Regions from separate parts of the Homo sapiens genome. Here region 2 is linked to region 1. A link is a contact called in ENCODE Hi-C or POLR2A ChIA-PET data. All regions are on one chromosome and are shown on one strand. Each heading gives the region's core, a stretch centred on a gene start or an enhancer-like site at or near the end of the contact. The rest is flanking DNA. Distances are from core to core; before and after follow the strand shown. Region 1 overlaps CACNG4 (calcium voltage-gated channel auxiliary subunit gamma 4). Region 2 overlaps CACNG4 (calcium voltage-gated channel auxiliary subunit gamma 4).

Region 1 (5,309 bases), core at 847-3,346:
ATGTTTACGGAAGGACTATTTACAAAGGTGCGGGTGAGGTTAAGGGAAACCCACAAGGGCTGGAGAGCACCCCGGGGCCAGCAATAGCCGGGAGCCCTTACCCTCCTCAGCCTGGATAGGTGAGGGGGGCAGGCATGGGAGCCTGGAGGAGGGAGCAGTAGGGACAGGGCTGCCTGGCAGGAGCTGCGGCTGTTGGGAAGCAATGCCACCCCTTCACCTGCAGCTGGGCAGAACTCCCTCGCCGAGACCCTTCTCCAAAAGCCAGAGGCGGAAGCCCGAGGATTTGGTCCACACAGTCAGCTTGGCCCAGGGCAGGATGGAGTGAGGATCTGGAAGAGCAAGAAAAACAAAAACGAGTGAGCTGTTCCAGCTCCTCTGGGGAGGGCGCAAGGCGGGGAGGGCTGCAGAGTGATTTTCCCAGATATAATGATGGTGACAGCACAACCGCAATTAGAGCTCATTGGGGAAGGCCATGTTCTCCTTAAGCGTACGCTGTGGGGAAAGCAGCCAGGTTCATTAACAAGCTCAGAGATGCACATGGAAGAGACAGCTTGACGGCTTTCGGGCCTGTGGTCTCTGCTGCTGGCAGAAGTCAGGGCGGGGTGGGGCTGAACTGACTTCCCAACAGGGAGGTGTTTTTCCACTCGGTGGCTGCAGAAACAGGGATATCTGGCCCTAAAACCAAGCTCTGCATGTGTCTTTGATCATCCTTTTATCTCCAGAGTGCAGGTGCCTGTGAGCTTGAAGCCGGAGGGGCTGAGCAACTTTCAGAGACAGGCCAAGGTCATGATCACCACAGACAACTGGCATGTGTTTCCAGGGCCACCCTGATTTCTAATATTTTGTCTTCTGGTCCCTGTCCAGACTATGGCTCCTCAAAATATGTAGAAGCACAGGAGGGAGGTCTCTGGCGGCTGATATTTGCAAGAAGTGAGGGTTCATGAGAGTTCGTTTATTCATTCATTTAACAAGTTATTGCAGCCAGATGCAGTGGTTCACTCCTGTAATCCCAGCACTTTGAGAGGCCAAGGCGTGAAGATCGCTTGAGGTTAGGAGTTCCAGCTTGGTCAACATAGTGAGACCTCATCTTTACAAAAAATAAAAATAAATTAGCCAGAAGTGATGGCACATGCCTCCAGTCCCAGCTATTCAGGAGGCTAAGGTGGGCGGATCATTTGAGCCGAGGAAGTTGAGGCTGCAGTGAGCCACGATCGTGCCACTGCACTCCAGCCTGCATGACAGAGCAAGACCCCATCTTAAAAAAAAAAAAAAAGTTATTGTGGGCCTGCTATGTACCAGGCACTGTATTAGACATGTGGAGTACAGCAGCAAAGAAAACAGGGCTCTGCCTCCGGGTGGAGAATGGGTGTTTTGGAGAAGGCAGCAGAAGCTTCCATGGTGGGGCTGCCTGCAGGATGCCTGTTTCAGGCCAGCTCATCTGCGTGGGCGTGGAGCACCAACCCTGGTAGATCCAAGGCTGCGCTGCTCCCACCCAGTCTTTGACAATTCAAGAAGGAACTCCGCCCCGAGCCATGCTTTCTGAAGCCTTCCACAGAAGCTGGGCTTGTGTTGTTTGTTGCAGAGCCCCCTGAAGGCCTCTGAGCTCTTACGATGTCACTGCTGATTTGCAGGTTCACAGCCCAAGATTTGAGGGGGTCACCACCCCACATCCTGCCTACCTTCTCTTCCACAGGCTCTGCTGGTCCCAGGGCTTCCTGCCCACCTTGCCCTGGGCCTGGTGCCCCTCTCCAAGTCTGCATTTCCAGTTAGGTGGATAACTTCTGTGCCAGGCCGCAGGGGGCTGGTGTCAGGGCTGCTGGGAGTCCACAGTGTGCCCGGGGGTGAGTTAGAAGGAAGTGTCTTGTCTCCTGGCAGATGCAGATCCTCTGCCAGGGCTTGATATGGCCAGCAGGGCACGGGCTGGACTTCAGCCTCACTCATCCCTCCACCCCTTAGCCACCTGCGCTGTGCCCGACCTGCACCACTGTCCGTGGCAATCCCAGCTGGCATCTGCACATCCACAGCTCAGGAATGAGTCTGTGTGGCAAGGCATAGGTGCTTGTGTGACTTATCTGGGCAGGATGGATGGCTCTGAGCCAAGCCTGGGCATCCAGTGATCTTAGAGCAACTGGGCTTTTTTTTTTTTTTTTTAAGACGGAGTCTCGCTCTGCTGCCTAGGCTGGAGTGCAGTGGCGCGATCTTGGCTCACTGTAACCTCTGCTCCCGGGTTCAGGCGATTCTTGTGCCTCAGCCTCCTGAATCGCTGGGATTACAGGCACTCGCCACTATACCCAGCTGATTTTTCTATTTTTAGTGGAGACTGGGTTTCACAATGTTGGCCAGGCTGGTCTCAAACTCCTGACCTCAAGTGATCCACTCACCTCGGGCTCCCAAAGTGCTGGATGGACTTCCTTCTTTCGGATTCCTCTGACCTGTCTGCAGAACGAGGGCATTGAGGGGATGACTGACCTCAACTTTTCTGGCCAGCACAGCTCAGAGGCACATTTCAGAAACACAGGAAACTTCATCCCAGAGCCCGCTGCTGCCAGAAGGCAGAGAGGAATCGGAGAGGAGGAGGCACCGGAGAGAAGAACTGCATTTAATGCCCCCAGACAATCTCCTCTCTGTGAAGCAGGGACACACACTGATGCGTTCACAAAAAAGGAGACAAACCCTGCCTTCAGAGGAGAGGCTGACAGCCCTGAAACCCGCTCAGCTGGCTGGGGAGGGTGGCGCCTGCCAGTGCGGCCCGACTCACTGTCCCCTGCGGGGGCCACCAAGGGTCCATGCAGCCGAGATTTCTACGGGGCTGGGAGACAGCAGGTGCTTGGGAAAGGCCGAGCTCTGGGCTTTCCTTTCCCAAGCCTTGCTTCCCTCCCTCTCGCCTTCCTCCCAGCCCAGATGCTAAGGGAGGGGCACCCTAAGCCCCTACTGGGTGCTTGACATTTTCTCACAGTAACCCTCCAATGGGGCATGTTCATCTCCCAAGGCCATTGTAACAAATGATCAAAACTGCGTGACCTGCAACAGAAATTCACTGTCATGGTGTGGAAGCCAGAAGCCCGAAGTCAAGGTGTTGGGGGACCCTGCTTTCTCTGAAGGCTCTAGGAGAGGACCATTCCTCTCCCAGCTTTGGAGGTGGTTGGCACTCCTTGGCCCATGGCAGCAGCATTGGGTCTCTGCCTCCGTCTTCACAGCCCCTTCTCCCCTGTGTCTTCTCCTAAGGTTCTTATAAGGATGCTCGTCGTTGGATCTAGGGCCCACCGGATTCATCCTGGATGATCTCAGCTTGAGATTCTTAACTGAGTCACATCTGCAAGACCTCTTCTTTTTTTTTTTTTTTTTTTTTTTGAGACAGAGTCTCGCTCTGTCACCCAGGCTGGAGTGCAGTGGCGCGATCTTGGCTCACTGCAAGCTCCGCCTCCCGGGTTCACGCCATTCTCCTGCCTCAGCCTCCCAAGTAGCTGGGACTACAGGCACTGGCTACAACGCCCGGCTAATTTTTTGTATTTTTCCTAGAGATAGGATTTCACCATGCTAGCCAGAATGGTCTCAATCTCCTGACCTCGTGATCCACCTGCCTCAGCCTCCCAAAGTGCTGGGATTACAGGCGTGAGCCACCGCGCCCAGCCCTTTTTTTTTTTTTAAGACAGAATGTCACTCTTGTCGCCCAGGCTGGAGTGCAATGGCGCAATCTCAGCTCACTGCAACCTCCACCTCTGGGGTTCGAGAGATTCTCCTGCCTCAGCTTCCCAAGTAGCTGGGATTACAGGAGCCCACCACCATGCCCGGCTAATTTTTTTTGTTTGTTTTTAGTAGATACGGGGTTTCACCATGTTGGCCAGGCTGGTCTCGAACTCCTGACCTCAGGTGATCTGCCTGCCTTGGCCTCCCAAAGTGCTGGGATTACAGGCATGAGCCACTGCGCCTGGCCAAGGCCCTTTTTCCAAATAAGATCAATTACAGGTCCTAAGGGTTAGGACACAGGTATATTCTAGGGAGGCTGCAATTCAACTCCCTACAGGTAGATGTTACTATTCCCAAGTTATAAAAGGGGACTGAGGTGGTCACCAAAGTCAGCTGTCCCCGGTCAGCTAATCAGTGGCAGAGCGAGGTTAGTCAGTGGCAGAGCCCTGGTGTCAGGGCTACAAAGTTGGTTCTGTGGACACTGTGGGTCACGAGCATCCCTCTCGGCCCAGCCACACCTCCCCTGCGACTTCAGGCCGGTTTTGAGGTCCCACATCCTTGTCTATCACCTAGGGGCTGATGATGATGATGATGATCAAGGTATAGAATGGCCAGGCCCAGTGCTATGCACCTTACATGTACAAAACCAAGCACATGTGTAGGACACTGGTGCTATGAGGAACCTCATTCCACAGATGGGAAGCTGAGTTTTGGAGAGGGAAAGTGACTTGGCCAAGGCTACACAGCCAGCATGCCACAGCAGGGCCCACGCCCAGACCCACCTAATGCCGATGCGTGTGCTCTCAACCACTGACCAGGGCCACCCTTTGTGGACACTGCTTCCCAGCCTTCCAGGGGCTTCACGGAGACTGCGTTCATGCAAGGGCTTAGGGGGCTGTGCAGTGCCACAAAAATGTGATGCGGTTTGTTGCTTTCATGGCTGTTACTCTGGTCTCCCTGGTGCCCACTCCCAGGGAGAGACTAAACAAGAGGTAGACAGATGTGACTCCAGGGTGAAGGGCAGGCCCGGAGCCCCCACTTGCATCTGATCCAATGGCCCTGAGCCTCCCCAGGCACTGGCCCACCTCGAGTCTCCAGGTCCTGATGGGAATCTCAAATCCTGGGGAAGGGCCTGGAGCTGCAAGGTTCCTGGGAGACATACGCAGCCATGCCCGGGAGGGCACCTGATCTCACTGCCCTCTGCTTTGTGCCCCCCACCTCCCCGGCCAGGCATCGTGCGAGCCTCCAGCGTCTTCCCCATCCTCAGCACCATCCTGCTCCTGCTGGGTGGCCTGTGCATCGGTGCTGGCAGGATCTACAGCCGCAAGAACAACATCGTCCTCAGTGCCGGCATCCTCTTCGTGGCTGCAGGTGAGCCGCCCGCCCGGGCTGGTGCTGGGCCGGGAGCTGGGGACACAGGAGTGCCTGTCTCGTGTGGTCCCCACTGCCAGGCAGTGTGCATCCTAGAGGGGAATGCAGACATAACATCGCCACATGCAACTGACTTGTAAAGTCCCAATGTTCAGGACTGGGGGTGGATGGAGAATGGGGAGCAGCTGCCAAACAGAGCTTCCTTTTGGGGTGACAGAAATGTTTTGGATGCTTGCACAACATTTTGAATG
Region 2 (5,132 bases), core at 684-3,183, 42 kb before region 1:
TAATTCCCAGGGTTCCTCCTGCCCACTTCACCCCTCCCCCACACACCAAAGCACAGGCAAGAAAAGGACACAGATCCCCAAAGACTCCCTGAGGACATTTCAGGACACCCAGGCTCCCTTCCAGGGGCCGGACAGTCCGGCCAAGGCCATGTCACCAGCTCATCATTAACATGCGATGGGGGAGGGATGCCCCGTACTCGCTTCCGGCCCTCAGCTCTGAAAAGCCTGATAACAAGTGCACATTGACGGCCCAGGTTCCCCAGGGCGAGCACGCTGTCCCTGCCTCGCATCTGAGCCTTCGCCCGAGACATTTTCTCGCTTCAGCAGTTTGGCATGTCATACAAAGGGGCTCTGATTTTTCCTGATATCCAACTCCTCTTGCATGAAAAATGGCTTTGGTTGTCTTTCTGCCTGCGGATTCCTGAGCGTGAGTGGAGGCCAGATGCCTGGTGGGCAGAGTGTCCTCACTTGCTCAACCGTTTGGAGGATCTCCCGTCTTCTACCTTGTGGCCTGCGGCCTTGAGGTTCAGTCTCTGGGGGAGTTCCCTGCTGGCTGCAGGCCTGCCCCGCACCCTCCTTCCAGCCAACCCCCTTCCCTCACCCTGGTGGTTTCTGATGTGTCTCCAGTCTTCTTTGTGCTGCTGCCATTCGCACAGTCCCAGTCACCACACCCACACGGCCAACCTGAGGTTCCTTTTTGTGTGAGCATCCTCTGCAACCCAAACCCATTTTCCCCATTCCCCAGTGCCGCCTTCTCTTCCTCTCGTCCCTCTTTCTCTCCTTTCTTTCTTCCTTGTATTTCTAATTAATTCTTCCCCTTTTCCCTTTGAGTCTGCCATCTTTGTAAACCACGCAAGCCCTCTCCTGCTTCCTGTTCAAGTCAGTCTTTTGAGAGTTCTTGAAGCATTTCCTAGATAAAAATGTATTATTTTAACTCTGTGATTATTAGGAGGGTTATTAAACATGAAGAGAATTCTATTAAATGGCAAATTGAGTGAGCCAAAAACCCACAGATGTGGAACCTTTGAAGATCATCTGGTACGAAACAGATGTGACTGTACCAGTGGCTGCTTTATCAAGCTGGGAACAAATATTGGAAGGAAATTCACCAAAATGTTAAACTGATGGTCATGGGAATGAGGAGTGACTTATCTGATCTCCTTCTTCTTTCGAACTTCTGTGATGCAGAGAGGAAAAAATATAAACCCGATATTTAGATGAAAAGCATCCCAAGCCCAGTCTCCAGACAGATGAATGGGTGTGTATGCCGATTTGACACGGCCGGTGTTTGTTCTTTTCATGCTTTTTTTTTTTTTTTTTTTTTTGAGATGGAGTCTCACTCTGTAGCCCAGGCTGGAGTGCAGTGGCGCAATCTCTGCTCACTGCAACCTCTACCTCCTGGGTCCTGGTTCAAGTAATTCTCCTGCCTCAGCCTCCCAAGTAGCTGGGATTACAGGCATGTGCCACCATGCCCAGCTAATTTTTGTATTTTTAGTAGAGATGGGGTTTCACCATGTTAGCCAGGCTGGTCTTGAACTCCTGACCTCGTGATCTGCCCACCTCGGCCTCCCAAAGTGCTGGGATTACAGGCATGAGCCACTGCACCCAGCCTGTTCTTTTTATTCTTAAATGCATCCAGGAACACGCTCCCAGGCACTATGCCCAGCGACTTCTTGCCAGCATTTTATTACAGGCCACTTCTGACTTATAACCAAATTGATTCCTGGATCAAAGCCTTTGCAAGCCAACCACAGTTGAATCTTTATTTCCTGTCAGCACAATTTCCACATTGGGCTTCCATCCCTAGAAATCCATCTCCTACAATAAAAGTGCTAAAACTGACCATGAAAGTAAGTGAGAAGGAAATAAAACCCAGATCTATGCTTTTACAAACCTTTATCACATGTGTAAACCTAAGTACTTAATCGGAAAGCTGTGTCGTGAGAGGCCCCTCAGGGAGAATTTTTCTGCCTGAGTCAGATGGCTCAAGATTTCTTAATATGTGACTCCGATGAGGTTTGAGCAGAAGACGCTTGCTTTTTTAAATTATTTCCCTAGGAAACTGTCCTGTGGCAAGCTTAAGCAGGCTTCATTGCACCAAAAATCTTCAAACTCTTTAAAATAAAAGATTCTTTTACCTCAAAAATTTTCCATTGACAATTCCCTTTGTGTAAATTCTTTTTTTTTTTTTTTTTTTTGAGACTGAGTTTCACTCTATTGCCCAGGTTGGAGTGCAGTGGCACAATCTCATCTCCCTGCAACCTTCACTGGGTTCAAGCAATTCTCCTGCCTCAGCCTCCTGAGTAGCTGGAATTACAGGCGTGCACCACCACACCTGGCTAATGTTTGTATTTTCAGTAGAGACAGGGTTTCACCATGTTGGCCAGGCTGGTCTCAAACTCCTGACCTCAGGCAATCCGCCTGCCTCAGCCTCCCAAAGTCCTGGGATTACAGGCGTGAGCCACCGCACCCGGCCTTGTTAGAAACATCTTTGCATTTCTTCCAGAGGTTCCTCTAAAAGAACAAAAAAAAGAAAAAGTAAATAAAAAGAAAAAAATCTTTGCATGGTGAATACTGGAGGAAAGGCAGTTTCCAATGTGACTCGTGCGACCCTGAAACAATCCCTCACTCTTTGTGGCAGTGAGTCAGTTGACCCTTCAAATGTCCATCAATGCAGAGACACAAGCTTCCCCTTGTGTCTTTGTTGCCAGGTGCTCAGAATGTTACCTTCTGTTCTTAGCAAGAGTTTCAGTTAAGGCAGAAGCGCGAGGGAATATGGAAGGAGATGCTGATCAAGTCCAGCATCCTCCAGCTGAGATTCCCAGTACTAGGACTACAAAATTATCCCTCAGTTCTAATCAAATTTGCTACCTTCAGTAGTAATGTCTGTTCCTTTCTTCTTGCTCAGTCTTTCCTATAGCTGAAAACAAAGCAATCATCTTCGACCCTTAATAGCCCTTCATATTCTTGCAAGCAGTTTTTTTGGGTTCTTCTTTGGTCTACCCATCTCTGGAGGAAAGGGAAGGAAATTTACCTGGTTTTTTGTTTTGAAACCTAGTTGCTTTCTCTAGACTGTGGCTTGAAACATACAAGCCTTTGTGCAAAGCACTGGGTCAGGGTTGGGGGTGCTGGGGCCGAGAGAACCACAGGAGACCCACTCTGTTTGTCACCAGTGGCCTCTTGAGCCGCCCGTGAGTAGGACGGTGCTCAGGCGAGCCCGGCAAGGTCCCCTCCGCCCTAGCTGCTTATCCATTCAACACCCTCCTGCTGGCTCCTCTGTTTAGAGTCCAGAATTATGAATAGTTTAAAAAATAAGAGCAAATGCCTGCTGAGCCCTTGCTATGCACCAAGCACATTAGGTATTATCTCAAGAACTTTCCATATGTTATCTCAACTTATCTTTGTAACAGCTATAATTTCACACTAGTTAATTACTTAACTATGATTTAATCAGATTTCAGGTATATTATTGCAGAAAGAGAGCTAACTCTTATAAAAAAAAATTTTTAGAGATACGGTCTCACTCTGTCACACAGGCTAGAGTGCAGTGGTGGGATCATAGTGTGTCCAGAGTTGATTCATTCTGATAGGTTTATGGGCTCGCTGACCTCAAGAATGAAGCCATGGACGTTTGCGGTGAGTGTTACAGCTCTTAAAGGTGGCACGGACCCAAAGAGTGAGCAGCAGCTAGATTTACTGTGAAGAGTGAAAGAACAAGCTTCCACGAGTGGGAGGAGACCCAAGCGGATTGCCGCTGCTGGCTAGGGTGGCCAGCTTTTATTCCTTTATTTGTCCCCGCCCATGTCCTGCTGATTGGTCCGTTTTACAGCATGCTGATTGGTCCATTTTACAGTGTTGATTGGTTCGTTTTACAGAGTGCTGATTGATCTATTTTACAGAGTGCTGACTGGTCCATTTTACAAACCTCTAGCTAGCCACAGAGTGCTGATTGGTGTGTTTTTACAGAGTACCAATTGGCGCATTTTACAAACCTGTAGCTAGCCACAGAGCGCTGATTGGTGCATTTTACAAACCTCTAGCTAGCTACAGGGCGTTGATTGGCGTGTTTTACAATCGTAGCTACAGAGTGCTGATTGGTGCATTTTACAATCCTCTTGTAAGACAGAAAAGTTCTCCAAGTCCCCACTCAACCCAGGAAGTCCAGCTGGCTTCACCTCTCAATAGCTCACTGTGGCTTTGAATTCCAGGGCTCAAGCAATCCTCCCACCTCAGCCTCTTGAGTATCTGGGACTGCAGACGTGCACCACCATGCCCATCTAATTTTAATTTGTTTATAGAGATGAGGTCTTGCTCTGTTGCCCAGGCTGGCTTCAAACTCCTGGGCTCAAGCGATCCTCCTGCTTCAGCCTCCCAAGTAGCTGGATTTACAGGCACAAGCCACCATGCTTGGCTATGAGAGCAAACTCTACTGTGGTTCCTATTAGGTGCCAGGGATTGCCCTGTGCACTTTATATAGATTAACTTGCTTAATCCTCCGCCAGCCTGTGAGGCAGGTGCTAGCACTACTTCCATGGTGTAGATGCAGAAACTGAGGCACGGGGAAGTTAAGCAGCTTGCCCAAGGCCCCGGAGCCAACAAGTGGTGAAGTCAGAATTGAAACCCAGGCTGTCTGGCTTCAGATTCCATTCTCTTCATTCGGCTATACCTCTTCCCAGTTGATAACAGTGGTAGCTATGACATGAAAATCTCTGCAGGCACTTTGCAGAGTTCACTTCCTCCTCACAATGCAGCATGGATGGCACTCCCCTTGTGGGAGACTCACCAGCCTGTGACACCCCCCAGCACCTGCACCCAGGTCTCCAGCCCCAAAGCCCCTGGCAAGATCTTTCTCAGCCCCATGCTAAAAACAGTCACATGCCTGCTGCACGCTGGGGAAAAGGCGAGGTTGTGGGGTGGCTCAGTGTGCTGCGAATATCCAAAATAACCCATGGTGACCCCAGGAATCTGGGGCCACAGTGAAGGCTACCCAGGCTGGAGGAGGAGTTTAGATGGGAAGAGAGCAGGACCCGCCCCTCAGGTGTGTCCCCGTGGTTGCCAGATGCTGGCTGTGGGCTGGGCTGGCACAGCAGGCTTCTTGGAGGAGGTGGGCACAGCGTCGTGACCAGAACAAC

Evidence for each region. A loop is a pair of places that touch in the nucleus more often than their neighbours do. ChIA-PET counts read pairs that join two places held with the same protein, here RNA polymerase II (POLR2A). Pooled maps may share reads with other maps.
Region 2: a loop to region 1 is called in a map of A673, with 2.1 times the contacts of the local background. The contact joins two enhancer-like sites. A Hi-C loop is called at or near these places in 2 of 168 maps with a recorded cell type or tissue (A673 and posterior vena cava) and 2 of 50 pooled maps. POLR2A ChIA-PET finds 5 or more read pairs at or near these places in 1 of 52 experiments (SK-N-SH).

The regions. Positions count from the first base shown.
Region 1 is chr17:67,019,943-67,025,251 of GRCh38, forward strand. CACNG4 (calcium voltage-gated channel auxiliary subunit gamma 4) reads left to right here. Exons shown (of 4, transcript NM_014405.4): 3 at 4,918-5,058. Among named protein-coding and RNA genes, the nearest start is that of CACNG1, 22 kb to the right of the region's middle. Within about 2 kb of position 2,097, at least 2 of the 41 ENCODE cell types and tissues checked have a DNase peak (open chromatin) inside an H3K27ac peak, as active enhancers do.
Region 2 is chr17:66,978,443-66,983,574 of GRCh38, forward strand. All of the region lies in intron 1 of CACNG4 (calcium voltage-gated channel auxiliary subunit gamma 4), which reads left to right. Among named protein-coding and RNA genes, the nearest start is that of CACNG4, 16 kb to the left of the region's middle. RefSeq lists enhancers at 1-267, 51-345, 268-844, 4,525-5,026. Within about 2 kb of position 1,934, at least 2 of the 41 ENCODE cell types and tissues checked have a DNase peak (open chromatin) inside an H3K27ac peak, as active enhancers do.